Regions from separate parts of the Mus musculus genome. Here all the other regions are linked to region 1. Evidence: chromatin loops called from intact Hi-C (ENCODE). Cell type or tissue: left cerebral cortex. All regions are shown on one strand.

The links. A loop is a pair of places that touch in the nucleus more often than their neighbours do. Peaks named below come from ENCODE experiments on the same cell type or tissue, not always from the same donor. Only the 100,000 strongest peaks of a DNase experiment are listed, where the experiment ranks them.
Region 2: a loop joins it to region 1, with 7 times the contacts of the local background. A loop is called at or near these places in 18 of 42 quality-filtered maps.
Region 3: it touches region 1 in a loop (2.0-fold over the local background); 4 of 42 quality-filtered maps call a loop at or near these places.
Region 4: a loop joins it to region 1, with 7 times the contacts of the local background. A loop is called at or near these places in 35 of 42 quality-filtered maps.
Region 5: a loop joins it to region 1, with 4 times the contacts of the local background. A loop is called at or near these places in 4 of 42 quality-filtered maps.
Region 6: it touches region 1 in a loop (4-fold over the local background); 5 of 42 quality-filtered maps call a loop at or near these places.
Region 7: it touches region 1 in a loop (2.3-fold over the local background); 4 of 42 quality-filtered maps call a loop at or near these places.

What each region holds. Positions count from the first base shown.
Region 1 is chr4:138,849,580-138,853,579 of GRCm38, forward strand. It overlaps a transcript of Pla2g5 not described here. Among named protein-coding and RNA genes, the nearest start is that of Gm32930, 12 kb to the right of the region's middle. In left cerebral cortex, a CTCF peak has its summit at 2,111 (motif pointing left); DNase peaks (open chromatin) are centred at 2,098, 2,670 and 3,565; H3K27ac peaks cover 2,613 bases.
Region 2 is chr4:138,706,740-138,710,739 of GRCm38, forward strand. All of the region lies in intron 4 of Gm32770 (a long non-coding RNA gene), which reads left to right. It also overlaps a transcript of Ubxn10 not described here. Among named protein-coding and RNA genes, the nearest start is that of Ubxn10, 17 kb to the right of the region's middle. In left cerebral cortex, a CTCF peak has its summit at 2,115 (motif pointing right); DNase peaks (open chromatin) are centred at 2,110 and 3,346; H3K27ac peaks cover 473 bases.
Region 3 is chr4:138,798,610-138,802,609 of GRCm38, forward strand. It overlaps Pla2g5 (phospholipase A2, group V), which reads right to left. Exons shown (of 5, transcript NM_011110.4): 4 at 2,743-2,849; 5 at 638-2,052. The coding sequence ends at 1,931. Among named protein-coding and RNA genes, the nearest start is that of Pla2g5, 19 kb to the right of the region's middle. In left cerebral cortex, no CTCF peak of the experiment used is centred here; DNase peaks (open chromatin) are centred at 1,710, 2,348, 2,842 and 3,216; H3K27ac peaks cover 2,867 bases.
Region 4 is chr4:138,746,645-138,750,644 of GRCm38, forward strand. It overlaps Pla2g2f (phospholipase A2, group IIF), which reads right to left. Exons shown (of 5, transcript NM_001360875.1): 5 at 3,889-4,000. Among named protein-coding and RNA genes, the nearest start is that of Pla2g2f, 9.0 kb to the right of the region's middle. In left cerebral cortex, CTCF peaks have their summits at 1,347 and 2,214 (motif pointing right); DNase peaks (open chromatin) are centred at 425, 1,321 and 2,218; H3K27ac peaks cover 2,345 bases.
Region 5 is chr4:138,545,373-138,549,372 of GRCm38, forward strand. No RefSeq gene overlaps it. Among named protein-coding and RNA genes, the nearest start is that of Gm32549, 51 kb to the left of the region's middle. In left cerebral cortex, a CTCF peak has its summit at 1,881 (motif pointing left); DNase peaks (open chromatin) are centred at 1,088, 1,877, 3,059 and 3,769; H3K27ac peaks cover 2,767 bases.
Region 6 is chr4:138,317,513-138,321,512 of GRCm38, forward strand. Pink1 (PTEN induced putative kinase 1) reads right to left here. Exons shown (of 8, transcript NM_026880.2): 2 at 3,226-3,510; 3 at 2,477-2,577; 4 at 384-566. Among named protein-coding and RNA genes, the nearest start is that of Mir7019, 3.3 kb to the left of the region's middle. In left cerebral cortex, CTCF peaks have their summits at 1,185 (motif pointing left) and 2,202 (motif pointing right); DNase peaks (open chromatin) are centred at 1,167 and 2,205; H3K27ac peaks cover 295 bases.
Region 7 is chr4:138,560,595-138,564,594 of GRCm38, forward strand. It overlaps a transcript of Vwa5b1 not described here. Among named protein-coding and RNA genes, the nearest start is that of Vwa5b1, 61 kb to the right of the region's middle. In left cerebral cortex, a CTCF peak has its summit at 1,589 (motif pointing left); DNase peaks (open chromatin) are centred at 163, 1,595, 2,206 and 2,534; H3K27ac peaks cover 2,024 bases.

The DNA.
Region 1 (4,000 bases):
TATGAATAATTTTGAAGTTGTTTTATACTGTTCTCCTGCTATTTTATACTGTCCTGTTTCATTGCTAGCTCTGAAAAATGGGGTATTACAAACACACAGACACAAACAAATCACCAGCACGAACACACAAACACGCATGCATATTCAAACATCAACACATATATACATGCACAAACAAACACACCTGAATGCATACACAAACTCACAAGCACAAGCACACAGGCATTTGAAAACATGCGCATAAACATGTATACACACACATGCACACACAAAAACTCACATGTGGAGTACAAATACAAAATCACACAAACACACAAAATATACATTCATAAGCACACATGCATACAAACCCAGGAACCAACATGCAGATGTTAAAAAAAACCCACAAACACAAATTCATGCAAAAGAAACCCACACATGCACACAAAAGACACACACATGTGTACACACGTACACCAAGAACACACAAGCATACAAATGTTCACATACAAACACATATATGCCTGTATACACACACATGCCTACATGTGTGCACAAACATAAGCTCACACACAAATTCATTAGGGCACACAGACACACATAAATATAATGTGTACACATGCAAAACCAACACACACAATGTGCATGCATGCATATGCCCGCAAAGAGACACCAACACACAGACATCCATGAACACACATGTGCAGATGCACAGACACACGCATTCACACACAAACTCACAGAGAACATATAAACAGACAGATGCATACACACATAAAATGCATGCAAATGAAAATGCATGTAAATGAAAAAGCACACACAAACAGAAGCACATACAAACCCTCACTAGAGTGGACTGTCCCCTCCCCCCACCATTCTTGAACTCCAGACACCTGACTCAGACACACTGTGTTGTTAGTTATTAAGTCAGCTACTTCTTGATGTGGGATCCACTCTGTCTCTCAGAAATCTTTAAGAACAATGCCTCATTGTATCTAAGGGAAGGCTTGGCACTTGCCCGCTCCTGTTCTGTCTCTGTCTCTCTCTCTCACACACATACAGAGAGAGAGAGAGAGAGAGAGAGAGAGAGAGAGAGAGAGAGAGAGAGAGACCGTAGCTACACTATGCTCCTGTCTGCCTATGACACTAACAACTCTCCAAATAAAACTCTCTCCTTTCTCCTTTTTTTTTTGTTCCCTTCAAAATCCCGCTCTGTCGTCCAGGCAGATGAGGTTGGCCATGACTCTCCCACCTCGACCTCCTGAGGGCTGGAATTTCAGACATGAGCCGTTATCCCTAGATCTCTATTTTCTCTGACCAACACATGTAAACCAACGTGTGTGTTAAATATTTGATTTTGGCTGCGTGTGGAGGTATACACTCTAATCTCAGCACCCAGGAAGCAGAGGCAGGCAGATGAGAACTGCCTCAAATCACAACAAACAAGGAGTTAAACCTTGTAATAGGAAATTCCTTTTGGATTTTTTTTTAGTGAAAAGGAATATGCGCTCTTCTGATCCCTTAACCATTTGCCACTTCCAGGAAGAAAGATTTCCTAACCTAAGAACGGGGGGGAGATAGATGTGGCTGCAGTCCTCAGACCTCAGCAGACAAGTTTCTGTGTGCGGTGGGCAGCACTTAGCACACAAATTCACACTGGCCAGAGAGCACCTGTCTGCTTCCCAGAGGCAAACCAGCCCATCCAAGTCTGCCTGACTCTCCTTTGTATTTGCCCCAGTGATATGAATCTCTGAGCACAGAGCCCCAGACCCTCTTGCCCCTTTCTTTGCGGAATAAACCTAATGGCTGAATTTCGGTGTGATTTAAGCGTCTACGGTTGAGGCAAGTTTCTTCTCTTCCCCTCCACACAGGGGACAGGCACCCTTATTATATAAAGTGATTAGCTGTTTTTTTCTTTGTGCCACAAGTTTGAAAGTAGTAAAATGTCACCTGCAGGTTCTTGAGAAAAGATGTTCGGCCACCCAGAGCTCTGAACTGTCCCTCTGATGTTGGCTTGTGTAATTTGGGTGGTGAAGATGGGAGAAAAGGCAATGTGAAACCCAGAGTCTTCCCCACTCAGCACACGTCCCCATTAGATGGGGCTGGACGGTCCTATGCTGCCATCTACTGGGCACTGGGCCTCCCTGCAGCTTGGGATGGGTGGCATAAATTATCTTCCAGGTGCCCCTGAGACTCTCCAAGGATAGAAACCATATCGTAGCTCCCTCTGAGAATTTGTAATACCTGGAGTCTGAACTGTGAATAGCTGCAACTAAAGGTTTGACTGGGCCTTTTAAGATGCTAGCCAGGAAAATGGCTAAGCCTGGGCCTTAGGTTCTCAACCTGTGGGTTGTGTCCCCTTTGAGGGTCAAATGACCCTTTCATAGGGGTTGCATATCAGATATCAATATTACAATTCATAGCAGTAGCAAAATTATAGCTATGAAGTAGCAAGGAAAATAATTTTGTGGTTGGGGGGGGTCACCACAGCATGAAGAACTGTATTGAAGGCTCGCAGCATTGGGACGTTTCAGGATTACTGAAGGAGAAATCTTTACAAATGACCATCAGCCAAGAACTGTCCACTAAACCTTGCACTAAAGGAATATTGATAGGTTTGGGGGTAAGACATTGTTTACAATGAACATGTGTTGGCCACAGATAAGACAGGCGGAGACCCATCTTGGTGGCAAAGGCCCATAAATAAACCCAGGAAGCTGAGGCTTGTGGGCTGCCAATCTGAGGCCAGTCTGAGATAGAAAAAGAGCTCTCATTCAAAGGGAGAATTGCAGAAAAGCAGGGGGGAGGGATTATGGAGAGAGGAAAGCTCAGGATGGAAGCGTTGGGTCAGGAGCTATGGTCCCACAGATCAAGTCACACCCAGCTGCCCATACAGCCTGGAGAAGGTGACAGATAGCCCCTCTGTGACCTTGCACTATGGGCTAAACTTCTCCTGACCCCCAGAAACAGAGCAAATCTGGTTACAAGCAGGTACTCTGTACTAACTACATGGCATGGGACCATAGGAATCCTCTGTCTGTGTGTGTGTATGTCTGTGTGTGTATCTATGTGTGTGTGTGTTTGTGTGTGTCTATGTGTGTGTGTCTGTGTGTGTATGTGTGTCTGTCTGTGTGTGTGTCTGTCTGTGTTTGTCTGGCTGTCTGCCTGTGTGTCTGTGTGTGTCTTTCTGTCTGCCTATCTGTCTGTATGCCTGTGCATGTGTGTGTGTGTGTGTGTGTGTGTGTGTATGTGTGTGCATGTGTGTCTGTGTATGTATGTGTGTGTGTGTCTGTGTACAGATCTGCATTTGGAGGTCAGAGGACCACCATGGGAATCAGTTCTCTTTCCACCATGTGGGTTCCAGGAATCACTCAGCTTATAAACCCCCTCACCGGTGCTCTGAGCCCTCTCGCCCGCCCCCCAGGCTCTTTTAAACAGCACTAATTTTGCCTTTCACGCAGACACTTATCCATCCTTTTTTCTGTTTACAAGATTGGAATTTTTCCATCCGTGAGCTGCCTAGCTTCCCTTCTTCTTGTAAGGACTCTTTTAGAGGCAGTATTTTCCATCCTGCAATATTTTTAGAAGCTTCTGCATTCAAATCAAAAATTATACCTCATTGTCTCTAAGGTGTGGGATTCCCACACACATACCTCCAAAAGTGACACTCTTGGGTGAGCAGTCTGGTCCTTCTGGAATGTTCCACATTGCAGCTCTGCAAACGCCAGCAGCAACTCTCTCACTGAATTCACTCGGTTTCAGTTATAAGCTTTTATCACCAAATTTAGGGTCACATATTAGGCCTGGGCTATGAGGGTCACACTCATCTACCATGACCTCTTCCTTTCCCCACTGCTACGGGGAGATGGCAGGCAGCCTATTGAGAGCCTCCCTGTGAACGCATCACTCTCTCCCCCAGAGGAAGCTTCCCAACCCATCTATCCAAGTCCCTACGCAATGGGAGGCAGAGGTGGGATCTATAATGGACATACAGTAACTAAAGGGCAGTCTTTGCCCCTTC
Region 2 (4,000 bases), 140 kb before region 1:
AGGTGAGGCTTTGCTATCCAGAGATGCTCTTCAGTGAAGTCTTCCTTCAGTATGCCCTCCCATAGCTCCTCCCCTTCCTGGGTGGGGAACCGGGGAACCCTCCCGTAACTCCTCCCCTTCCTGGGCGGGGAACCTTAGGTAGTATGGCGCCTTAGTGGAGCCAGCCATACTCTGGGTGGCCTCTTCAGCGATGCAGCTGAGAGTCAGCTTCCCAAAGGGCTTGCTAGTATTTTAGCTGTCCCGAGTCACTTACGATCCTGGAAACAATTCCAATCACCTTTAGTTCATCAAGCTGGATTTGGACAAACTCCTTTGGTGGTTGGCGCCCTTTCTATCTGCGGTCAGTACGTGTTTCTGCATTTCCTCTCAGGAAAGGTTATGGAATGTCCCCCCAGATCTGACTCCAACAAGCCCATCTTACCCTCGTTGTCCCTCCATAGAGCTCTGGGGAGTGCGTCTCTCAGACAAGCTTCCAGTTTGGACTGTGATGCATCGGTCTTCAAAACCAATGCTGAATCCCCTGTCCTACAGGGTCAAGTCCATGTCCCTTGATGTGGCAATAAGGGTCCTGTGCCGTCACACCTACCTGTGCAGGAAGGACATGCCCCGGCTGCTCTGAGTTCTTTGGTCCCTGGCAGGGCAGGCCGCACCTCTCCTGCCTCAAATTCACCACGCGCTCCTCCCTGCCTACCTTAGTCACCAGGATTCAGCCTATGACACCCCTTTGTGTTGAAGCCTGCTATAGCACCTTTATGCACTCAAGTTCTGCATCTCCTGGAGAGGTCTCCACAGCCTAGCCTGGGATGGAATACAGAGCAAACGCACAGTGCTAGCTGAGTGTGTCTCTTTATGTGATTCAATCCTTCCTGGGTGTGTTTGATTCTTTTTGAGACAGGGTCTTACTATGTAGCCCTGGCTGTTCTAGAACTCACTATGTAGATTATCATGGCCTTGAACTCACAGAGCTCTACGTGCCTTTGCCTCTCAAGTACTGGTGTTAAAGTCATGAACCACTCACTATCCTAGCCTTACCACATTTCTAAAGGTCACACTTGATGGATGCAAATAAAAGCTGGAGTTGGATTTAAGTTTTTTTTTTTTCTTTTTTGCCTATGGTCTGAGAAATAAAATCCCTGTGTTGCCACATCCGTACCCAGCTCTGAGGGGACCCAGAATCTGTCACCTTCAAGCTTTTTCTTTGCTCCATCTTCACAGGCTCCTGCTTGTGGTAGGTGAAAGTTGCACCGCCCCATCAATCAAAAGCCAGCCCCTGCTCCCAGGGCCATCTATAGCAGATGCTACTGAGACCCACAGCTCGGACGGCTGGGGCACAGACAATATTTCTTGAGACTTGTCCTATGCTTTCTGTGCCAGCCCTCCGTTCAAGACTCAGTGTGAACAGTTATAGCAGAAATTGTCCTTGACATGAAAATTGCATAATTGATGATTAGGAGGCCGTAAACACCATTAAATTGTCTCATTAGTTTCGCAATAACCAAATGGATATGCATTAGGACTTGGAATTGAAGTGTCCGCTGAGTTCTTTAGCAGGGCTCTCAGCTCGAGGTGGGAGCCAGGGAGTTCTGAGCCACCTGCAGACTCTTCCTCACACAGATTGGTGGTGACTGATAGGGCTGACTTTCTGGTCACAACTAAAATGTCCTCCTGCCCTCCACCCACTGCAGACATCCTGAGCCACTGACCAGGACTTGGCATTAGGCATTGGGTGTGTCTCGCAGTTCCCTGCTCCTGGCCACGTGACCTTGGCCAAGCCACTCTGACTCTCCATGGTCCTTCCTCAAGCCAGCTAAGAATCTACCCCAGGTTCTACAGAAGGCCACTAGGTCCGTGAGCATCTCCTTACAATGCAGGATCAGAGCAATAGCCTCCCTCTCTCCTCTTTCTACTGCCCATTCAAACCTTGAGCCACAGATGCCACCTGATGAAGGGTTCAAAGGTTGTACTTCCTGTCTGAGGGCCAGTGGCTGGTTTGCAGGGGGCGGGGCCTTTACCGCACCAAAGCCCAGCTGCTCAACATACATTTCTCTTCCGTTTAATCTTGGTATGCAGACAGGTTGGTGAGTGCTGGCGAAGCACCGGGAAGAACACCAGGTGGCGCTTTAGGGTGACCTGTCCCTAGAAAGGAGAGACCAAGAAGGGTGCCCTGTGAGGGCAAAAGCAGAGAGAGCTCTGACACACAGAATGGGTTGTGGACAAGACCTTGGTCACTCACTGGGCCCGGGAGTGCCCTCTTAGGCCAAAAGTACCTTTCACCATGTCTTAAGCATACCTCTATTTAAAACAAACAAACAGACAGACAAGCACCGGGACTAAAAGCCTCTCTTGCAGTGTTGCTCAGTGGGTATCCCTGAGTATTCATGCACTTAGCTCCCTCAGCGCTGGGAGGTAACACCCTCCTTTTAAACCTTGGGACATTAAAAAAAGGTGAAATTACTTGTCTCAATAGGTACGGGTGCTAGAAGGGGAACCTGGGATGGAGCCTTGGGGGTCTGGACCCAGGGGATACGCATGTCCCCACCTTTATGCCACACGAAGAGCAAGTGGCTCTCAGCTGCCCTTCAACCGTGTGCTTTTTAGGTTATCTTTTCCTAATAGCAGAAACGGGCGTTGGGCTGGAGAGGTGGCTCAGTGGGTAGAGCATTTGCTGCGCTCATTTGACTCTGGAACCCACAGAAAGCTGGATGCGGTAGTGCGCATGTCTATAATCCTGACACTCCCGCAGTGAGGTGGAAGATGAAGACAGGAGAGTCCCTGGAAGATCTCAGGTAGTGAACAAGAAGAAAGAAACCTTGTGCCAACCAAGGCAGAAGTCAAGGACGGACATCCAGGGTTATCCTCCAGCCTCCACATCTGCACTACGGCATATGTGTGCCTACACACACAGAGAGAGAGGGGGGGGAGGGGGAGAGGGAGAGGGAGGGAGAGAGAGAGGGGGAGGAAGGGAGAGAGAGAGAGGGGGGAGGGGGAGGGGGAGAGAGAGGGAGAGGAAAAACACAAACAAAATGCACACTTGGGGGGTGCTTGAGCCCTTGGAGTCTACTCGTGTAAATAAGATGACTTGGGACAATAACCAAAAAACAATCCAAGTCAAGTTTATTGAGTGGGATAGTGTAGAGACACTCACTGGTCAGAAGCAGTAAAGGGGCGTTGGGAGGCGGGGGACATAGCAAGCTGGTACAGGAACCAGTCAACTAAGCATTTCCTAAGTCTGCCATCTCCTCCAAGCAGAGAAAATGTCATTTGCCTTGCACAGGGGACCTCTACGCCCACCCAGCACACCCCTCCTCCCCCATCTTGACATGCCATCATTTAAAGTGTAGGCAAAGCATTAAATGAGGAAAGACATGTTCTCCAAATGCCAACGGTTCTCCCGAGGCTCCCTTAGGCTGGCTGTGAGCCTTGCCAGCAGCCCGGTCCCCCGTGTAAAGAGTACAGCTCTCTAGATCTAGGCAGGCTAGGAAGCCAGCGGCAGCCATGTTGCAGGGCTCTGCCACAATGGTGGAAGGTCAGAGCTGGACGCTGTGGAGAGAAGGCCACTCATGCTTACAGCTTTACAGAGTGCTTGCCTAAAGGAGAGAAGAAAAAAAAAAGAGTCAGCTAAGGGCAATAAAGACTCCACCCCTGAGGGGCTATGGTATCTGTGATTGACAGATGCTGCCTTCATCCTATGTTTCTGTTTTTCTTCTTGGGTAGATTCATAGGTAGAGCCCCCCAGAGGGACCTCCATCACACATTCCCAGACATTCCCTAGTGTCTGCCGGGTGTTAGTCTTGTATTACTGATACCATCTCGTGTGTGTGTGTGTGTGTGTGTGTGTGTGTGTGTGTGTGTGTGTGTGTGTGTGTTTCTGCTCTTCTAAAATATAAAGTACCTGGAAAAGCAGAGTGTACCTGCCTGGCTTATTGCTGCAAAGACCGTGTTGTCTTTATTAGGGTAATGAGATGCCTGTTCTGAAACACGCAGATGAGGAGCACGGCAG
Region 3 (4,000 bases), 51 kb before region 1:
AAAGGGGGGGTTGTTTTGTTTTTGCTTTTTAATGTGTGTTGTGAGTATATATGTTTAGTGTGTGTGAGTGTACATGTTTGTGCTCATTGCCATGCATTGGGAAGTACATGCATGCGTATATGTGTGTGCATGCATGCATGTATGCATGAGTGTGTGTGTGCATGTGAGTGTGCCTATGCATGTGTTTGTGTATGTGTGCCTCTGTGTGTGTGTGTGTGTGTGTGTGTGTGTGTGTGTGTGTGTGTGTGTGTGTGTGTAAAACAGTTCAGGTGCCATTCCCCAAGTGTGGTTCACCTTCTTGTTTGGAACTTTTATTGCTGGTTGCTTTGTTTGAAATAGGGTCTCTCACTGGCCCAGGACCCACTAACTCGGTAAGCCTGGCTGGCTATTGAGGCCTGGCTCACCTCCCTACTGCCGAGATTACAAGTGCATACCACCATGGCCAGCTGTTTTGGGTTTTTTTCCTGGTGATCCATTCGAGGTCCTTATGCTTGCTTGAAGTGAGCCAACAGAGCCATCTCCCCAGCACACCACCCCCCACCCCAATTTTGAAATTTTCATGAGTTAAAAACCAGCATGTGAGCCCCACTCCAGTATTGTTTAAATATAGTCACTAGCATACACCAAAACATGTGAATTCAGGGTAGTCTCATATAATTAGCTTTATTTAGAAAATGTTTGAACACTAAAGGTCTCTAAATATAGATCGGATGTGTCCCGTGCACATTCTGGAGCTCCATTTGAAGAAGCCTAGACCCTTCCTCCGGAAGGACACTGCTTTACTGTTGAATACATCTCTTCCTCCTGTCTTGTTGCTATGAGAAAGTTCTGTCTTTTATAAAGCGATAGATGACTTGAGATTTTCAGAGCCCCTAACTCGGTGAAAAATAGACAGACATTCCGCCATTGATATATCTCTACCCCCCCCCCCCGAATCTTATTTAAACCATTTTTCTCACTGAGTGACATCTCAGAACCCCAGCTCCCCTGTATCTGTACCAGGGTCCTTTCTGAAACACAGTCTCACATAGTCTAGGCTACTATCCCTGCTAGGGAGCAGAGGCTGGCCTTGAACTCCCGATTCTCTTGCCTCCACCTTCCAGGTGCTGGGATTGGGGTGTGCACCAGTATACTCCTGGAAGGAGCCTTGTTTTATATTTTGAGGAGAGCCAGAGAGATTCGGACTATCCAAAGGTTTAAAAGACCATACAGCTGCCAGAAGCCAGGGCTGGGAGCTGATTGTTGCCCTCTCTAGCCAGGAGCTCAAGGTGGCATAGGGCTGTGTCTCATCTTCCTCCAGAAGAAACATAAACCCCAGGTCTGGCTTGAAGGAGCCTAAGGTTGAAGAAAATGAACTCAAGACAAACCATGAAAGGCATCAAGGCGTCAAGGCTCCCACCTGTTTCCTGACCTCCATCCCCGAGAGCATACAGATGCCTCGGGGGGGGGGGGGGGTTGGAAAAGCGTGGGCAATCCCACCCCAGCCCCGTCAGAGGAAGTGCTGGGGTGGTGTTTTTCTAGCCTTGAGAATGGGTTTTATTTAATATCTACATAGCAGATTTATAGAGTTAATTTGGCTTCTCCTCCAGTAAAAGGTCTCTGGAGGGTGCTAATGACAGTTGGGTTCCAGAAATTGAAAGAAAAGTCAACACGGCTGGCCTGAGCCGGGGGAGCTTCAGGGCCCAGAGCCAACTTAGCAAGTGCAGGCTCAGCCATCCTGAGAGTCTGCCAACTCTAGATCAAAGTCCCTTCCTCGGACTCTGGAGGGAAGAGTGTAGCCCTGGGGGGGGGGGGGGGCTCTGTCCAGTCCACTGGTGCACAGAGGAAGGCAGATCCAAGACCTTGTGGGGGAGGCGGGACACATCAGGAATACAGCAGAGGGAGACTGCCACCGTGGGAGGTGCCCCCAGGGCAGAGCGCACAGCGGACATTAGCAGAGGAAGTTGGGGTAATACTGGTAAAGAGGGTTGTAAGTCCAGAGGTTTCTCCGCAGGCAGTAGACCAGCTTCCGGTCACAGGCACAGAGCCTCATTGGACAGAAGGAGTCGTGTTCTGCAAAAAGGGATGCCGAGGACAAAATGAGCATAGGAAGACTGGACCCATCAATGCTGACTTGTTCAACTTCGTATCAGAGGATGGCCTCTAGTCTGCATAGACTCCCCGTCTGGGTCCTGCTCTGAGGGATCTCATAGTGTGTGGAGGAGGACTCTGAATCGGGGCCATACATAATCTAATGGAAGAGCCTCAGGTCCTGAACTGAGATGTGTAATCCGAGGGAGGAGTCCCGCTGCAGAACTAGATGCTCAGCTCTTCTTGATCATGACTGAAATTTCTATTCAGGGAGTCCCCAGCCTGGTGCCATAGACACACCCCCTTTGGGTAGAGTGCCTAGCTTGAGGGTGGAACCAGTTTCTGTGGGAGGCATTCAATAGAGATGCACCTGGATGCAACTGGCTTTGGATTTAGGGGCCTGGGCAGGGATCCTGTTGCACACTGGCCAACCTTTGAGCTGTCATTACACTTGTGAAGTAAAGAAGATGAAACCAACTCTCTCCAGGGAGAGGAAGTCTATAAGCCCACAGTACTGGCGAATACTGAGTCTCAACTGGGACTTCCCTTTCCTGGAAGTCTAAAGAGGTTGTCACAGCCCTGTGTCCCTCAACCTCACTCTGCTTCACAAGATATAGGCAGGCCCACCTCTCGGGCAGAGAACTCCCAGGCTGAATAAGAAGCCACCCTTACCGCAGATGACTAGGCCATTTGTGTATCTGTAGTCATAGGACTGGGTCCGAATGGCACAGTCTTTTTCCTCCAGTTGCCCATAACAACGGTCGTGCATCTGACAGCACCTGTCGAGGTGAGAGATGGGGATGCTGAGTCCAGAGCCACCCTCCTGACTCCCCCACACCTGTGGGAGAGTCCAAAGTGAGAGAGTTCCAGCCAAATCTAAACAAAATTAGAGCCAATGGTACCTTGGGGACACTGTGCTTGGATGTTAAAGCTAAATTCTCTCTGAAGGTTTTTTTTAAACCTCTCACCCTGATGAGAAGTTCTCTCTCGTCCCGTATGCACTCCAAGCTTCCCATGCCTTGCCTGTGAGCACAGATACCTGGGACAAAGTTTGACTTTTCTCTAAGACTGCGACAGCTCAGGCAAGATGCTCTACATAGAAGGCTTGCTTAGCAACAGAATCTCCACCAATAAACAGACGGCAGCTCTTGCCTCTGGTTTCCACAACCAATGAGCTTGGTATCTAAGCAGCTTATGTAAAGGTGTTGTGCTCTCCTGCTAATTTAAACTTCCCCTTAGCTCACCCTCCTCAAATAGGTTTCAGCATTCATAATCTTACTGCAATGCAGCCCTGTTCCCAAATCAATAGCTATTCTTTGGAGAGTCTGAATGCTTTTTAGGCTGAAACCCCTAGCAGGTATGAAACTACAGCCACATCCCTTTGGTAGAACCTGTGGCAAGTGGGTGTGACCCAGCAGCGATGGTGCCTGGTAAGTTAGCTCCTCTCACCCACTAGAACTGCCACTGGTCAGAAGTTCACAGACCTGGTTTTGCCTCCTAATAGCTAAACAGTGGAGGTGTGGTGGTTTGAATGAAAATGCCCTACCCCCCCCCCTGAGGCTCATGGGGACTGGCACTATTAGGAGGTGTGTTCTTGTTGGAGTAGATGTGGTCCTGGAGGAAGTGTGTCACTGAGGGTGAACTTCGAAGTCTCAGATGCTCAAGCCAGGTCTAGTGTGACATCCCCTTCCTGCTGCCTGCAGATCTGGATGTAGAACTCTTAGATACCTCTCCAGCACCATATCTGCCTGCATGCAGCCATGCTTCCAGCTGTGAGGATAACAGATTAAACCTCTGAACTGTAAGCCACCCCCAATTGAATGTTTTCCTTTACAAGAGTCGCTGTGGTCATGGTGTCCCTTCACAGCAATAGAACACTGATCTTATGCAGATCTGTAATGAAGAGGGGCAAGCTGATCAAATGTACAGT
Region 4 (4,000 bases), 100 kb before region 1:
AAGGCAGGCGCTGTCCAACCCCCTGGTCTCTGTCACCCAGCTGGCATTGCTGCCCAACAGCTTGAACCTGACCATGTCCAGGAACTCCCCTTCATAGGCTGAGCCTAGATGAAGCAGAACTGGGAAAGGGAGAGCTCAGAGGTCAGTCTTGGACCCAGGAAGCCATGTTCCTGGTTCTGGCTGTGCCTGAGGGACACAAAAGAAGTGGCTTGTGATTCAGAGTTGGCTAGAAGGGAGAGAGGCTGGAATAAGGGCGACCTCCCCCAGCCTCCTCCTCTAGTTTTCTCACTGTGGTGAGTGGCTGGTGTGTGTGTCACCCAGTGTGCTTTTTCGTGCACGGTCTCACTGATCACTGGAGAGACCCTAGGACTCGGTGACTCACTCTTGGATCACTAGTGGAAATGAAGGCTTGTGTCTGCAGCGCGCCGGAAGGCAAGCCTGGTCTCCCGATTTGAAATCTGGCTCATTTCCACGATGTCTACTTCCTTACAAACCATCTGGATTGGAATCACCTAGGAGACACACCTCCAAGTGCTCCTTTGAGGGTGTTTATGAGGTAGTTTGAGGAGAGAAGACCAACTCTGTATATGGTAGACACCATTTCATGGCTAGGGACCCAGACTGAATAAAAAGGGGTAAAGGAGAAAGGTAGTTGGTCGCTAGCCTTCTCCCTCTCCCTCCTTCCCCTCCCTCCCTCCCTCCTCCCTCCTTCTTCTTCTTTCCTCCCTCCTCCCTCTCTCCTCCCTCCCTCCTCCCTGACTGTAGGCCAACATACCCAGCTGCCACAAGCTCTGGCTCCCATGCCTTCTCCACCACAATGGACTGTGTATGACCTCAAACAAATCCTTAAAAGCCCCAAACAATCCCTTCCTTAAGTAGCTCTGCCAGGAAGGAACTCTGTCACAGCAAAATCAACTAAGACACATCCCCCTTTATAGGAGAGGGCTATTAGATGCGAAGCTTTCTGAGGTTATGGCTCAATGGAGTCAGGGGGCAATTCTTGGGTGACAATGACTAACTTATGTGGCCTCTCTGGGAGTTAACCTCCTCACTTATAAAGGAAACGGTGAAGAGTGCCCAGCTCAGGCGGCTGCCAAGCTGGAGAGATAAGGCAGCTTGGGGCACAGTGTGCATATAGTAGCTGCTCAGTTACTCCTTGACTGACTCCTGCTCAGTGGGCTGCTCTTGCGTGGTGGCCCTTACAGGGAAGTCTGGTTTGGCTTTGCCAGGATCCTGTCTCTGAGTCTAGGAAATGTCAGTATTTCTCTCCAGAACCTTGCTTGTCACAGTCACAGTGGCATCAGCTGCTCGTTAGGAAGCCACAACTGGGGAGCCTGACAGCTGGTGTCGCTGTGCCAGCCTCGGGGGAGGAAGGGCTGTGTTCACAGTCAAGGCTGGGCTGAGTAAATAGCCGTGCTCCAGCCCAGCACCTATTGCATGCACACGGAGCCCGGCTCAGCCCAGCCCAGCCCAGTACCTACTGCATGCACACGGAGCCCGGCTCAGCCCAGCCCAGCCCAGTACCTACTGTATGCACACGGAGCCCAGCTCAGCCCAGCCCAGCCCAGGGCGAAGGGGCCTGTGAGCTTGGGAAGTAAGTGTCCCCCCACTCCCTCCTCCTTAAGCTCCCTTCAACTCCCCCCACCCCACCCCCCAATCAGGACCAGACTGGTTCATTAATCCACAGCGTTGTCTCTGCCAGGTTTCTGTTTGTGGGGAAGGTCATGGCCAATCCATTTCTTCCTCTTCCTGCTCCTATTTGCCTACCTGACTTCGAGACCCATAGGTGATCAACACCAGAACCAGAGGCGTCATCACCAGCTCCAACCCTTTCTGTCCTCCATGCCAGACCCTGTACTAGGTCATGCGCCTTCTTGACCTGAGTCCCACCCGACTCCCAGACCTCTGCTGTGCACTCACCAGTCGCAGAGTGCAGAGGCTGAGACTTGGAGGGGTGATGTGACTTGCCCAGGGTCCTGTGGCCAGCCAGTGGCTGAGCTGGGTACCACCTAGTCCACTGTCTTTGCCTGAAACGTCTGGCGGTTTTGAGAGGTAGTATTGGTGTCCATGAAAAGATGGTGGAGGTAATATCCTTTTGCTCCAGGGGAACATTGGCTGCCTGGGGTGAGATCTGTCTGTGGGATAGGGACCCCACTGTAGTTCCACAGCAGAGGAGCCAATGTGGTGAATAGCACCAGGTGTGACCTATACTGACCACCAGGTGTCACCCAAGTCCTAGAAAAACAGTCATAAATCTGGCCTCAGTGGGAGAGGATGCACCTAGCCCCACAGACACTTGATGTGCCAGGGTGAGGAGATATTGGGGGGTGGGGGTGCACAGCAGACAACCTCAGGGCTCAGAAAGGCTGAGCCGGAGTAACAAAGGAGAGACAGACTGTGGGAGTGAGGAGCCCACCTCAAGGTCCTGGTTTTCCTGCCCTTCCTCTCTCCCCAGCCCTACCCGAATGGCCTCTGGGCATCCCTGGGACGCCCCTCTCCCCACCAGACTTGGAACATCTTCATCTGTACTGGCATACCACAGAGCACCGTGTGTGAAGGTTAAGGCCTTCCTCACCCGCCAGGCCTGGGCTCTTGGGGAACAGAGGCCATACCCAGGAGACACTAAGGATACAGAGTCTCTGTCTTCTTCTAGAATCTCCTAATGAGCTGGGTCTGCGATGCAGAAAGGCTGCTCCACTAAGGACTGAGGCAAGGGACAGAAGCTGTGTGTGTCAGCCTCCCCTCCCTTGGGAACTTCTTCCCCCATACCCCCAGGAACACTGGGCTGGGCTGGTTTTGTCCACTTTACACATCCTACAGTTGGGAAAGAAGGAGTTTCTACTGAGATGTTGCCTCCATCAAACTGGCCAGCAGTGGTACCTATGGGGCATTTTCTTGATTAGTGATTGACGTGGGAGGGTCCAGACTCTGTGGGCCGGTCCATCCCTAGGCAGGGTTGAATAAGAAAGAAAGCTGAGCAAGCCATAGGGAGCAACTTAGAGAGCTGCTTTCTTCTGTTTCCTGCCGCTGGCCCTGCTGAAAGCCCTACCCTGACTTCCCTCAATGATCAACGGTGACAGAGATGCATAAGGCAGATAAACCCTGGGCTCCCCCAGTTGCCTGTTGGTCGTGATGATTGTCTCAGCATTAGACATCAAAGTTGGACAAACACTCGTGCCTCTGGACACTGTGCCCATTCAGGAACCAGACGAGAAGACGTAAAGGAACCTGAATGGGAGAGGAGGCAGGGGCTGGGACCTAGATGGGTTTGCTCCATGGCTTCCTGTGGCTGCCCCACTTTCTCTATCTGAGGCATCTGGCCTCAAAACTAGTACCAGGAGGAGACTGATTTCCTGCCTCTCTCTGACCCTCCCACCCTCATTCAGCTCACTAAGATAGCTGCCATTTTCCTGGCTGCCCTATCAGGCTGTGACCTTTAGGCCAGAGGTTCCATCACAGAAGGGACAACCAGAGATACAGCCCTAAAAGAGGGCGGTGTCCGCACCTCAGCCACTCGTTGCTGCACATCAGTGTGGAAGCACAAAGGGAGGGGTAGTCGATGGCCGTTTGCATGATTCGGAGCACAGCTGTGGCTTCAGAGACTTTGGGACAGTGCCCCGGGCAAGGTGGATGCCTGAAGCAGCCCACACAGGTTGTCATCATGGAGTGGTGGGTCCCCACGCCCCTGTCCATCACCTGGGCATCACCTTCCTCCCTTCTCAGCTGTGCCTTTAGCCTCACCGGGCCGTATCTCCCCACAAGCATAGGGGTGAGGGAAAGATGGAGCTCGGCCAGCCGTGACACGTAAAGGAACCTGCCTTCCTCGGTACTGGAGACCTAGGAGTGCATCCCTGTACCCACCCTGACCCTAAGAAGGACCCAGCAGTGGCAGCCAAGACAGGAGGGTTTTTATTAGTTTGGGGAAGAGATGTTGTATTCTGTGGAGACAGGGGGAGGGGGGTTGAGGTACAGGTGAGCTGGGTCCTACAACAGTAGAGTC
Region 5 (4,000 bases), 300 kb before region 1:
GAGACTGTCTCAAAAAAGAGAGAAGGAAGGAAGGAAGGACAGGGAGTCAGGCGGGCAGGCCCTATACTGGCTATTCTTGACGAGTTACAAGAACAATACAGCCTGTAGCTGCTGAGGGAGGGGGGCAGCAAGCTTCCCACTTCTCCCCCATGGTTCAGGGGTTCAGTTGCTCTGAGAACCCCTGAGCTGTTTCTCACCATCGAGGGGCACAATCGATCATGGCTACGAGAGCCACTTGCGTCTAGTTTTGATTCCTGTTATTGCCGTGTACAGGTGGGGTGGTGTTAGGCAGGTGACACATCTCCTCGAGCCTCTGGTCCGCCATCGGTAAAGGTGAAGCACGGGCTGTGCTTCCGACATGATAGGACTGCGCGTTCCACTTGAGATGCTCCAGGCTAACACCTGCTCAACACTTGGTTTCTGCCTGGATGCCTGGTGCCCTCATCTGTCAGAAGGAGGCTGGGCTTGATTCTGCTGGCCTCTGTGAGGTTAGAGAGATGGGATGAGCTTTGTCGTGGTGGGAATGCAGACCAGGGTCCTGGTACCCATCACGGTGCTCAGCAAGGAACAAGAGCAAAAGGAAAACCACTTGAAAGAGTAGGTTGAAAAGAAAAAGGATAACAGGAATAAGTTAGTGAGGAGAGATAAAGGGAGAAGGGCGGGAGCAGGGAAGAGAGGGGAAAATGGGAAGAAAAAGAGAAAGGAAAGACAGAGAGGCGACAGGTGAGGTAAGAAGATGAGGGAGGGAACCTTAGCTCACGTCTTCACGTCGACCCCTACTTCACAGTACCGACACCCCTCAAGTCTGCCTCCTCTCCCCTTCCTGCTCTCTCTCTCTCTCTCTCTCTCTCTCTCTCTCTCTCTCTCTCTCTCTCTCTCTCTCTCTCTCTCTCTCTCTCCCCAACATCACCCCACCAGGCCTTCAGAGCCTCTGGCTCTTACAAAATATTCACTGTTCTCTCGACTGTTCTGCTCTGCGCTGCGACTTAGGTGCCAAGAATGGCGGACTCATCAGAGGTAAAACATGTCTAACACGAGGCACCGTGGGGACTGACTCATCGCAGGATGCTCTTTGCCCCCGTGCTGGGGTGCCGGAGCTGGCTTCGCTGGCTGGGCTGAGTGTGCCCACATGCTCCTGGCTTTTGGCAGAGGGTGGTGGTAGTCCCACCCAGAGGTTCTGACTGCAGCAGAGGCTACATTGGTTTGGAAAATGGAGTGACAGCAGGGGATCAGAGAAGCCTTGGCTGAGGTGGAGGGACACGGCTTCTGGATGCTGAGGGAGGTGAGAGGTGGGCCAGCTGGCAGAGCTCTGGCTCCATTGAGAATTCTGGAGCCACCTATGGGCGGGTCCTCAGGCAAGGTCCAGGGGGTCTGGGGTGGGGAGGATTGGTACAGCTGTTGGGGAGGGAGAGGCAGACATTCCAGGGGAGTCAAGGCTGGCCAGGAAAGATGCACAGAGACATAGAGACAGAGGCATAGAGACAGAGACATAGGGACAGAGGCATAGAGACAGAGACATACAGACAGATGCACAGAGACAGAGACAGAGACATAGAGACAGACACATAGAGACAGATACACACATAGACAGACACACAGGGAGACAGAAACAGATACACCCATAGACAGACATAGACACACAGGGAGACACAGAGACGTACAGAGTGAGACAGACAGACAGACTCCCCCCACAGAAACACACATACGGGGGGGGGGTAACTTTTGTAGACTGAAAGGTAAATGCCAATCTCCAAGGAGTCAACCAACTGCTTTTTACTGCACACCTACTGTGTGCCAGGTCCCTAGGAACCTCAACGTATTCTGTTCTCACACTAGCCTTCTGCCAGAGACATCAGTACTATCCAGCGCCCCCTTCTGGCCTCCATAGGTACTAGCTACACATGTGGTGCACATGTAGCAAAACATCCAAGCGCATACAAATAAATAAAAATCTTAAACGTTCGTTAGAAAGCAGAGTTCAGGGAGGAAAAGTAGTGTTTAAGTCATGTATTTTTTCCCCCAGACAAACATTTATGTTCAGATTTAATTTTTTATAGTTTTGGGATTCCTGGGCATAGATACAGGCTAGGTCAGAGCAGAGCTGCATTGAGGAGGTGGTGGGTGCACAGAGGACTTGGGGTCCTGCCAGTGCATTCCACGGAGGATGGCAGCCTTCACAAAAGGCTGGCTGATGTTCCTGGCTTCTGGCAAAGGGTCATGATCTAAACCGGAGTTTCTGAGATGCCCTGTTGACCCTTTACCTCATGCTCAGAAGGGAGGTAGTTCTGTTGACCCCGCCCCGCCCCATGCTCAGAAGGGAGGTAGTTCTGTTGACCCCGCCCCCGCCCCATGCTCAGAAGGGAGGTAGTTCTGTTGACCCCGCCCCCGCCCCATGCTCAGAAGGAAGGTAGTTCTGTTGACCCCGCCCCATGCTGAGAAGGATGGTAGTTTCCGGAGGCATCACTGTCTCTAAGAACCTGCCTGGCAGTCAGGTCATCTAGTTCCCCCAAATCTCAGCAGGTGTGCCATTTATCAGGTAGGGCCTGCTGAGGCCCAGCAAAGGTGCTGGACGGCTTTCTGAGTTCCTCTGTTTTGAGGGCAACTCCGCTCTTTGCATAATGTCAGTCGCTTTGCACATTTTTTTTTTTTTTGGTTCCAGGTCATATAATTCTATCCCCTGAGCATAAATAATGAACAGCGATTGCTGGTACCGCGGTCGCCATGGCAACATCATCCCAAATTTCATCCTAGAGGGGCTAAGAGAGGCCTGTGGTGAGGGTGGGGGCTGGCCTGGATGGGACTGGAGTCCACTAGGCTTAGGACGTTGGGATTATATTATCCGGATGCCCTTAAGGAAGCCCCGGGGCTCAGCTCAGAGCTGAAGTGTCACCAGTGACTCTCGGCTCTGTCGCTGGGCTGATGCTCCCATATGAAGAGAGGCAGGATCCAGGCTGCTGTTGCTCCTTTTTTAACCTGAAGATATGAGGCAGAGCTGAGTCCTGTGCAGGCTGAGCCATCTGACAGGGGGAGAGCGGCTGCAGAGAAATTGTGTCAGGCTCATTTGAAGTTCCAGGCAGGGAGCAGGAGTGTGGAGGCTGCAAGCGGTGGGTGACGGACGGGTTTGTTCCCAGCCGTCACAGAAAAGTATCTGGCAAGGAGCTGGACTAGAATGGGGACCAGAGGTGGGAGGGGCTAAGACTCCTGTGCTCCTAGGCAGGACCAATCTCTGACCCTGCCCCAGGCATCTCAGAAGAGCTCTGTGCTAACAGGGTCTCACCTGTTGCTAGGAAGGACACCCGTTAGCTGCTCTAGGCTGGGAGGACAAAGCTGGGACAGGAAGTGTCCTGTATGCAGGATGCTGGGGGTGGGTGGGAGGGGGCAGAGGCTCTTTCTATTTTTTTCTCTCCGTTTTTTTAGAGAGGACTCTGTGAATCAGCATGTCTTCTCTTTTCTTTTGCGTTTTGTCTCTTCTTTCTCTCCTCATGCTCCATCTTGATTCTTCCTACCCATGAATGTCTCCCCTCTTCTCCCTCCACTCTTCCTGTGGCCTCCCTCTCTCCTCTCCTTTCTCTTGCCCCCATCAGCTGACCAGATAGATGCACAGCAGTTCTCCCTGTCACGTGCCACAAAGCCAATCTTAATTAAAATTAATTAATTAGTTAAAAAAACCCACAGGGCTCCTTCTACCTCCCAGCCACCATCTGGGCCTACCCCGATTTGTCCATAATCTAAACATCAACCCAAGGGAAAATTACAGGAAAAAAAATTCATTTGCTCAAAATACCCAGAGCTAAGCAGACACGCATTTAGGCCAACACTTCCCACACTGGCTAGTGTTCTCCAAGGCCTGAGTTGGGAGAGGCCACTGAGCTGAGCTGCAGGAGGCACAGACACCGGAACCTGCCTGAGCAGGTTCATATCTCTGTTTTGTAGCACACTGGACATGTGACTCTGGGCAAGTCTTTTGTTATCCTGTGCTTCAGTTTTCCTTCCTGCAAAA
Region 6 (4,000 bases), 530 kb before region 1:
CCTCCTTCCGTGCTAGGACTGGGCCTTTCCCCTTCTGGAGTTTCTCCTATCTTTATTCCCAGGCATCCTTTCAGATCTCATCCACCCTGACCCCAAATCTCAGAAGCCATGCCAGTGTCACTCCCCAACTCCTCAGCGCCGTCTCTGAAGTTAGCTGGCACTGAAAGAGGACGCCATAGAGGGAGGAGCTACCAAGGTGCCAAGCGCACATTCTGGAAGATGAGATGATCTATCATTCATTCTAACCCAGCTCTCTCCTACACGGCTCTCATTTCTGCGTGCTTTGTTCTTCCCTGTGCTCCAAGCACAGACCAGCTCCCATGGGACAGGAGAGGCTGCTGCACGATCCTTACCCCCGCCCCCACACAAGCACCACCACTTACTTCTTCATAACGAGGAACAGTGTGCGACCGTGGCCCAGGCCTTCTGGGTAGTAGTGTGGGGGCAGCATATCAGGATAGTCAGCCAGGGCCCCCGGCAGGAGGGGCACAGATGAGGTGAAGGCGCGGAAAACCCGGATGATGTTAGGGTGTGGGGCAAGCTGCTTGGGACCATCTCTGGATCTTCTGTTCAGGCAAATGGAACAGCAGATGGGGCCAGCATCAGAGACAAGTGCTGGGCAGACGAGCTAAGGCCACCACCTCAGGCACCCATTCAGGCAGAGTTGCCATATCCACTGCAGGTCTGCTCTCTTCCAGCTATTGCACCCCAACAGGGGTGACTTCTCCCATTCTAGCCCACCCTTTGGCCCATCTATCCATCTCACATGGTGGAACACAGTGGCTCAGAGACCCTGGCGACTGCCACACTCAGTCCTTGGGCAATGCTACTCATTCCCTCTGAGCTCAGGGCAGAGTGGGAAATACAGACTCAGCGATGCTCTGTACAAGGCGGTTGATACGCACAGAGCACTACAGTCGTGCTCAGCAGCACAGGGACTCAGCAAGGCTGATGCTCTGTTAGCATTTACTATGGTCACACAGAGAGCCAAGCATTAGCTACAATGCTGGAACTATGTATAGAGCAGAGTCGCCGCTTTGAGATCCAACACGAGAGTAATTCTTTTAGCTCTCTGAGGACAGGGACCCAGCCCAAGTCATCTCCCCCTTCACAGGGACTAGCATCCTCTTTCCCAAATGAGTCCCCAACACTGATGCAGTTCGCTGTAGTGCTGCCACCTGGTGGCCCTTGTTCACCCCTGCAGGATGCCCCACAGCCAGGGCCCCACAAAGCACTGTGGACAGGGTGGCTCTGCCTCTCTGCCAAAGCTGACTGGACCAAAAGTGGGCATTAGGAACCAAGGTCAGGGTGCTCATGGGTTCATCTGAGATCCTGATGGCTGCTGGGAAAAGGAACAGGCAGGTAGGTCACTTCTCTTAGGGGACACAGGGAAGGCGACTGGAAGCAAAGGCTTGCAGGACCAGAAGAGCCACAGAGAGGAGCACCAGTGCTAAGGGTGCAGAGGAGAGTGGAGGAGTCCCCAGTGATGAGCCAAGTTTGGGAGGATAACTGCCCTGTCCTGGGGCCTAGTTCATGTGTGTTCTTGTACTGCCCCTCTGTGTCACAGGAGTGGGTCCTTGCACTATGTAGCACTGTCCTTGCCCTGGGTGAATGGTGACACGGAGTGTCAGGACCTCAGCAGGAGGCTGGCAGCACCCTGGCAGGTGTCATAGTAGCTTCAAGGCAGTGTGGGGAGATGGGAGATTTGGTCCAAGTTAGGTCTGTCTGCAGTGTGCAGAGACTGCAGCCTGAGCAATGCAGAAAGTCAGAGCTCTGGCTTCTGAGGAAGACGGGGTGAGCTTTCGGGAGTGGGGAGGGTACAGACAGGCAAGGGCGAGACCTGAGGTGGGAGAGGCAGCAAGGAGCAGAGTCCGAGGTTTCCGGACAGAGGCCAAGTGGGCATGCATGAGCCATGAGTCGTCTGGGGGGGGGGGTGTCTCTGGAGACCCAGCAGAATTTCAGCTAGTACCCTTGGCACAGGCACCAGAGGTAGAATACAGAACCAATTGTCAACCAGAGAAACCTGGAAAAATCGAATAGACACATAGGACCGAAGCCAGGCAGCTAAGAAAGTCATAGAAATAAGTAGAAGGGTTAGGGCTACGGGAGTTTGCACTTCAGGCTCTCAGCCACTGTCAATAGTGTTCCCGCCCGTGGAGACAGTACATGTGAACCACTAGGTGGCGCCTCAGTCACAAAGGCTTACCACTAGGTGGCGCTACACCCACACACTGCTTTGCCAGAATTAGGACAATGCCTAGCCTTCTGAACTGGGCCTCTTTGGCTGGTGTTTACTCCTGCACCCATGGGAATCAGCCACCAGCATCATTATTAGCCGGTGTGACACAAGTTTAACTTATCCACAAATCAAAAATTCTTACAGGACATCACGCGATAACTGTGCAGCGTAGTAGTGCTGGGGAGACGTTTATTCTCAAAGAGCACGTGATTGCTCGGTGGGCAAAGGAGTGCTCACCTGTAAGTAACTGCTCCATACTCTCCAGCCAAAGCCACGCGGCTTGCCGGGACCAGCTCCTGGCTCATTTTGCTTAAGATGGCTTCGCTGGAGGAACCTGCCTGAAACACAGCCACAGGGCACGTGTGATTAAACAGACCTGTGGGATCTGAACCAAGACGATGGCAACCTAGATCTGGCTTTGACCATCGAGGTGAGATAAACACCTCTAACGTGGCAAGCCCAAACCATCTACTCCCCGAAACCGGCGGAAGGTACCACTTAGAGAACGCTTGCTATACCTCGAACTCTTGGTAGTTAAGTGGCCCTGGGAATGAACAGAGGCCAAGATTTCAGAGCCCTTGATGCTTGCCACCAGGGATGTCTTCTGTCACCACCAGCTCAAAACTGACCACAGAGAGGGGACAGACAGCTTTGGATCATGCTGGGGTATAGAGAAGACCATGGCTCCTCCCTGGCCAGAGAAGCCAGTCATGGAAGGAGGAGTGAACGGTTTTATGGCTGACCTCAGATGAACTAAGCGTCAGCTCAGAAACCGGTGGTTTAGGCAGTTGCTGCTCAGAGTAGTTCACAGAACAGAAGCCTGGGCGGCACCATCAGAACTTGCGAAAAAATCAGACGCTCACATAAGACAGGAGAAGCCTAACCCCATAGGCTTTCTTGTGGAAAGCCTGTGAAAGTCTCCCCCAGTCCCCAAAGACAATCTCTTTGAGACGTGCCTGCTCAGAAGGAGGACAGTCCATCCTTACCGAGATATTCCACATCATCTTGATGGCAAAGGGAAAGGTGGGAGTCCCTGGAGCCTGCTCCCCGTCTGCTCCCTTCAGGACGACATCCGGGCCCTTTCCTATAAGGCCAAGGTGTTTGGCCTTTTCCAGGTGCTGGGGCAGCGTGGGCATGGTGGCTTCATACACAGCGGCATTGCAACCCTTGCCAATGGCTTGCCCTATCAGATAATCCTCCAGACGGAAGCCCTGCCAGCATCGAGTGTCCAGTGGGTCAGACACGCGCTTGGTTTTCTGTGTAAAAATTGCCTGTGAGGGAAAAGAATGTAGTTATCTGGAGGTGGAGGGCGGGGAATGGGGGGGAGGGGAGGGGCCACCTACATAGCAAACACAAGAGTGGGGAGGCACATTGATACAGGGTTCTCATGCAGCCTGCTTCTGCTTCATTGCCTAAGACAGTCTTTCTCACCTTTCTCTCTCTCTCTCTCTCTCTCTCTCTCTCTCTCTCTCTCTCTCTCTCTCTCTCTTTGAGGGAGGGTAAGTTGTTTGAGACAGGGTTTCTCAGTCTAGCCCTGGCTGTCCTGGAACTCACTCTGTAAACCAGGCTAGCCTTGAACTTAGAAATCCACCTGCCTCTACCTCCCAAGTGCTGGGATTAAAGGAGTGTGCCACCATGCCTGGCCTGAGACCTTGTCTTTAACAACTAAACAAAACAAGACAAGTAACTTGTATGGGCACTTTTTTCTTGCCATTATTCTATGAACAGTCACATGGCATTTGTTCCAGTCTGTGTAATGCC
Region 7 (4,000 bases), 290 kb before region 1:
GTGCAGGCAGGGACTTCATTTTGCTTCTAGGTTTAGTAGGTGACATGGCTTGTCAATAGAGGGAAAGATCTCGGGTATGACACATAAGAAGTGACCAGAAAGTGGGACCCCCAGTCCAGATGAGAGATCTTGCCTGTGAGGTTGAGTCCAGACTTTCCCTCTTGAGGCAGAGGGAGCCTAGAGGATGCTTGAGTCTTCCCTGGTTGCAGTGTGGAGGCTGGATATGAAGCCATCATCTGCAGGCAGGGAGAACAGCTGGCATAGCACAGCAGGGATCTGAGCAGAGTCTGGGGTGACGGTGTGGATATGTCAGGGAAGAGTGAAGGGTGGTACGCATGAGAAGCCAAGGTTTCTATTCTCATTCATTCACTCATTCATTTACTCATTCTCTCATTCGCTTTATATCCCGATTGCAGCCTCTCCTCCAATCCCACACTCTCACCTCCATCCTCCCTTGCCCGGCACATCGAGGTGCATCAGGACTAAGCTCATCTTCCTGCACTAAGTCCAGCTAGGGGAGAGGGATCCAAAGACAGGCAACAGAGTCCGAGTCAGGCTTCATCCAACAGCGGATGGAAACAGATGCAAAGATGCACAGCCAGACATTAGGCCGAGTTCAGAGAGTCCTGTGGAAGAGTCGGGAGAAGGATTAGGAGCCCGCAGGCTTAAGGACGACACAAGACCTACAGGGACAACTCACCTGGCCCATGGGGGCTCACAGAGACTGAGACACCAAGCAAAGGTCTCCACTCTTAAAATTCCATCTGTCCCTTCCGTTTCTCGCCCTGAATTTGGTGATGTTTGGTATATCTAACTTTTTATACTCAGTATGCAAAGATCATGGGGCTTGAGTCATTTCAGGTCCCTTCTGGAGTGAATGACAGAAAGGATGGTCCTAACCTGATCACTGACTGAAGCCAGTGCTTACACGGGTGCTATGGGAGTGGGAGAAGCTTTGCCTTGAAGGATGTCATAGCCAATGAAGGAGACAGAGCTCTATTTGAGAACCCCTGTCTGATGAAGGACATAAAATCCCTGCCCGTGAAAGGCCTCCAATCTGATGGGGGCAGGGTGGTATGCAGCAGTACACACACACACACACACACACACACACACACACACACACACACACACACACACACAGAGAGAGAGAGAGAGAGAGAGAGAGTTAGAGTTGGGAGCTCCTAGTCTAATGGAAGACATAGACCACTCCCCCTCACCACTAATAAAATAGGAAGTTACTATTGAGAGGACGTCTGGGCAGTTTGTCTGAAAGAAGTAGGCATTGCCTGAGGTTGTGGGGAGTGGTGCAAATATTTTGGAGGAGAGGAGGAGGAATGGGCCAAGCAGGCAAGGACCACATAGTTACTTTCTCCTGCAAAGGTCAGCCAGCCTGGGGTCTGAACACACAGCTCTGTACATGGCGCCTGTCAGCCGGCTTCTGGGCTGCTACAAAGTGCTTGGTTTTAGCAGAGAGGAGAGAGGTGGTTGACAGGAACAGCCTGGGTCGTGGGGCACCATCCTTACGCTTGCTCCTCAGTTCCCATACCCAGGCTGTGTACAGCCCTGGTCTGGGAAGGCAGTGCACACCCACAGCGCCCTCTGCTGGATGTCAGGATGGCACTGCCAACTTGAGTGCAGAAGAGATCTGGTAAACAGCTCCTGCTTTCCAGCAGGGAGTTCCAGGTTCAGAAGTCACCCAGGCCGGGGTGGGGGTGGGGTGGGGTGGGGGGGTGGGGATGGGGGGTAGTGGGGTGACACAGGGAAGGTGTCAACGCCTGGCAGAACGTGTATCTACCCGCTGGATCTGAGGTCTGAGGCTTTTCTGGGACCAGTTTGTCTTAGGATGGCTGAGAAAGCTATAGCAAACAGCTTCCCTACTGTCGGCTGAGCCGGGTTTTAAAGTGGGGTCTGGCCCACCTTCTAGGTATCTGGGATAGGAAAGGGCCCTTTGCATCACATATCACTAAGATGATCCAGGGCTCATTGTGCAATAGAGCATGTGCGTCCCTTTCTTCTTCCAAGACCCTAGACCTGGGCTGGACGTTGGGTGTGCTCCGGCTGGATGCTCCCAGGGTCACAGTGAGTGAGTGCAGCTGGGGCTTCCAGCAGAATGATGGAGTTTGACAGGGTGGGGCTGGAGTCCTCTTGGTAGACCAGGATGAGGGGACCTGAGAGCTCACGGGGAGCTCAGGCTATGGTGTGATAGGCAACAGTGCCCTGCAGGGTACAGGCTGTTATCATGCCCAGAATCCCGGGTGTGGTCAGTTCCTGTCTTACGGAGATGCTGGAGTTAGCCCAGGAGTCCCTTTTAATCTTTAGTGCATCCTTACCAGTGTGAGGGACAAGGAGGTCCTCACCGCCATCCTGGCCTGGCCTTTACAGGAGGGTCAGTAGAACATGAGGGGGAAGTGCCATCAGGGTGTCACCGACTGCTTTAGCTCAGCCTGTTGGCATTCCTGTGGGAACTGATAGTGCTTCATTGCGATGTTTGGGGGCTGGTGGGAAATTCCTAATTTAGTCAACCACTTCCCCTGCAGTCTGCTAAGGGCTTGTATTGATCACGTTTCCTGTTGCTGTGACCAAAATTCCTGACAAGAAGCAGCTTAAGGGGGTGGGGTTCTTTCTGTCTTACAGTTCAAGGGAGTGCAATTGAACATGGCAGGGGAGTTGTCAGCAGGTCACATGACATTACATCTGTAACCAGGAAGCAGAGGCTCGTGGAAGGTGGTACTTAGCTTACTCACTGTCTTTCATGCAGCCTGGGACATCAGTCCGTGGGGTGTCCTACCTGAAGTGAAGGCGAGTCTCATACTTAAGCTAAGCCAATCTAGAGAACCCCTCATAGACATGCCCAGAGATGCATTTCCTAGGTGGTTCCAGTTCAGGTCACATTGACAATCAATATTGACCACTGTGGGGGTCACCAGTTTGGGGGAAAAGGTGAGTTGCTTTGTGATGTCCAAACGAGCCCCATACTTGTTTGGGGGAGACAAGTTTGGAAGCTGTGGCCTGTTGAATAAACACATTTTATGGATGCTGTTTAATTAAACACAGTTCAGCATCCTAATTTTAAACTATGTCCCATAGGAAGAGAAGGTATTCTATTCTTTGTAAGTTAGAAAGTCTCAGTTGTTAACATCCTTCCTGGTCACTCTCTGTTACAGAAGGCTTGGGATAGCAGGCAACACAGATGAACTCTGCTAGGAGACCATGCGCACATCTGGCTCGGGTCCTCCACTGGATAGTGCCAACATCTGTGTTGGTTTGACTGGCGGCTTTCTCAGGCTGTCGGGCCAGCTCCATGGGTGCACTTGTGATGGCCTGGGCGGAATTGGTACCCCGGGGGTAGTCCCTAGCTAATGCCTGAGTGGCGCTGGTACTCACGTGACCTGTTTCTTTTAAACTTGAGGTTTTTATCACTCTGGGTCCCAGAATTCCTGGTAGGAACTGTGACCAACTTCTCAGGTTTAAAACCTCCCCACGACCTCTCAGTCCCCAGCAAACCAAGACCGTCGGTCATCTTAGGAGAAAGCCTTGCCAAGTCAGGGGCAGCTTACTAAGGAAGGTGAACTGGTCCCTGTCCTGCTAGTTTGGCCTCTGAGAACAAAAGGACCGGACACAAGTCAAATCTTGTCACACCAACAGTTTTATGAGCCAAAAGCCTGGAGAAGAACAGAGCTACCATGACAAAGCAGCCACCCTTTGAAAATATATCCACACACAATTCCGTGGTAGGCACAGCTAGGTGATGGAATTAGACAGCCGGGCCCCAGGACTTCTGCAACATCAATGTAAATGACTACACCAGGCAAGGCGCTAATGTATTTTCCAAGAAGCAGGAAGTGTCTAGGCACTGTGAGGTCATGGGGGCGAGCAGAGAAAGACACAGGGCATCACGTGATAGGTAGGCACTTGAGGCTCTGTCTGACAAGGACAAGCACCGGCCATGCCACTTGAGTCAAAGCCATTTGGGCAAATAGTTGGAACTACACCGGGT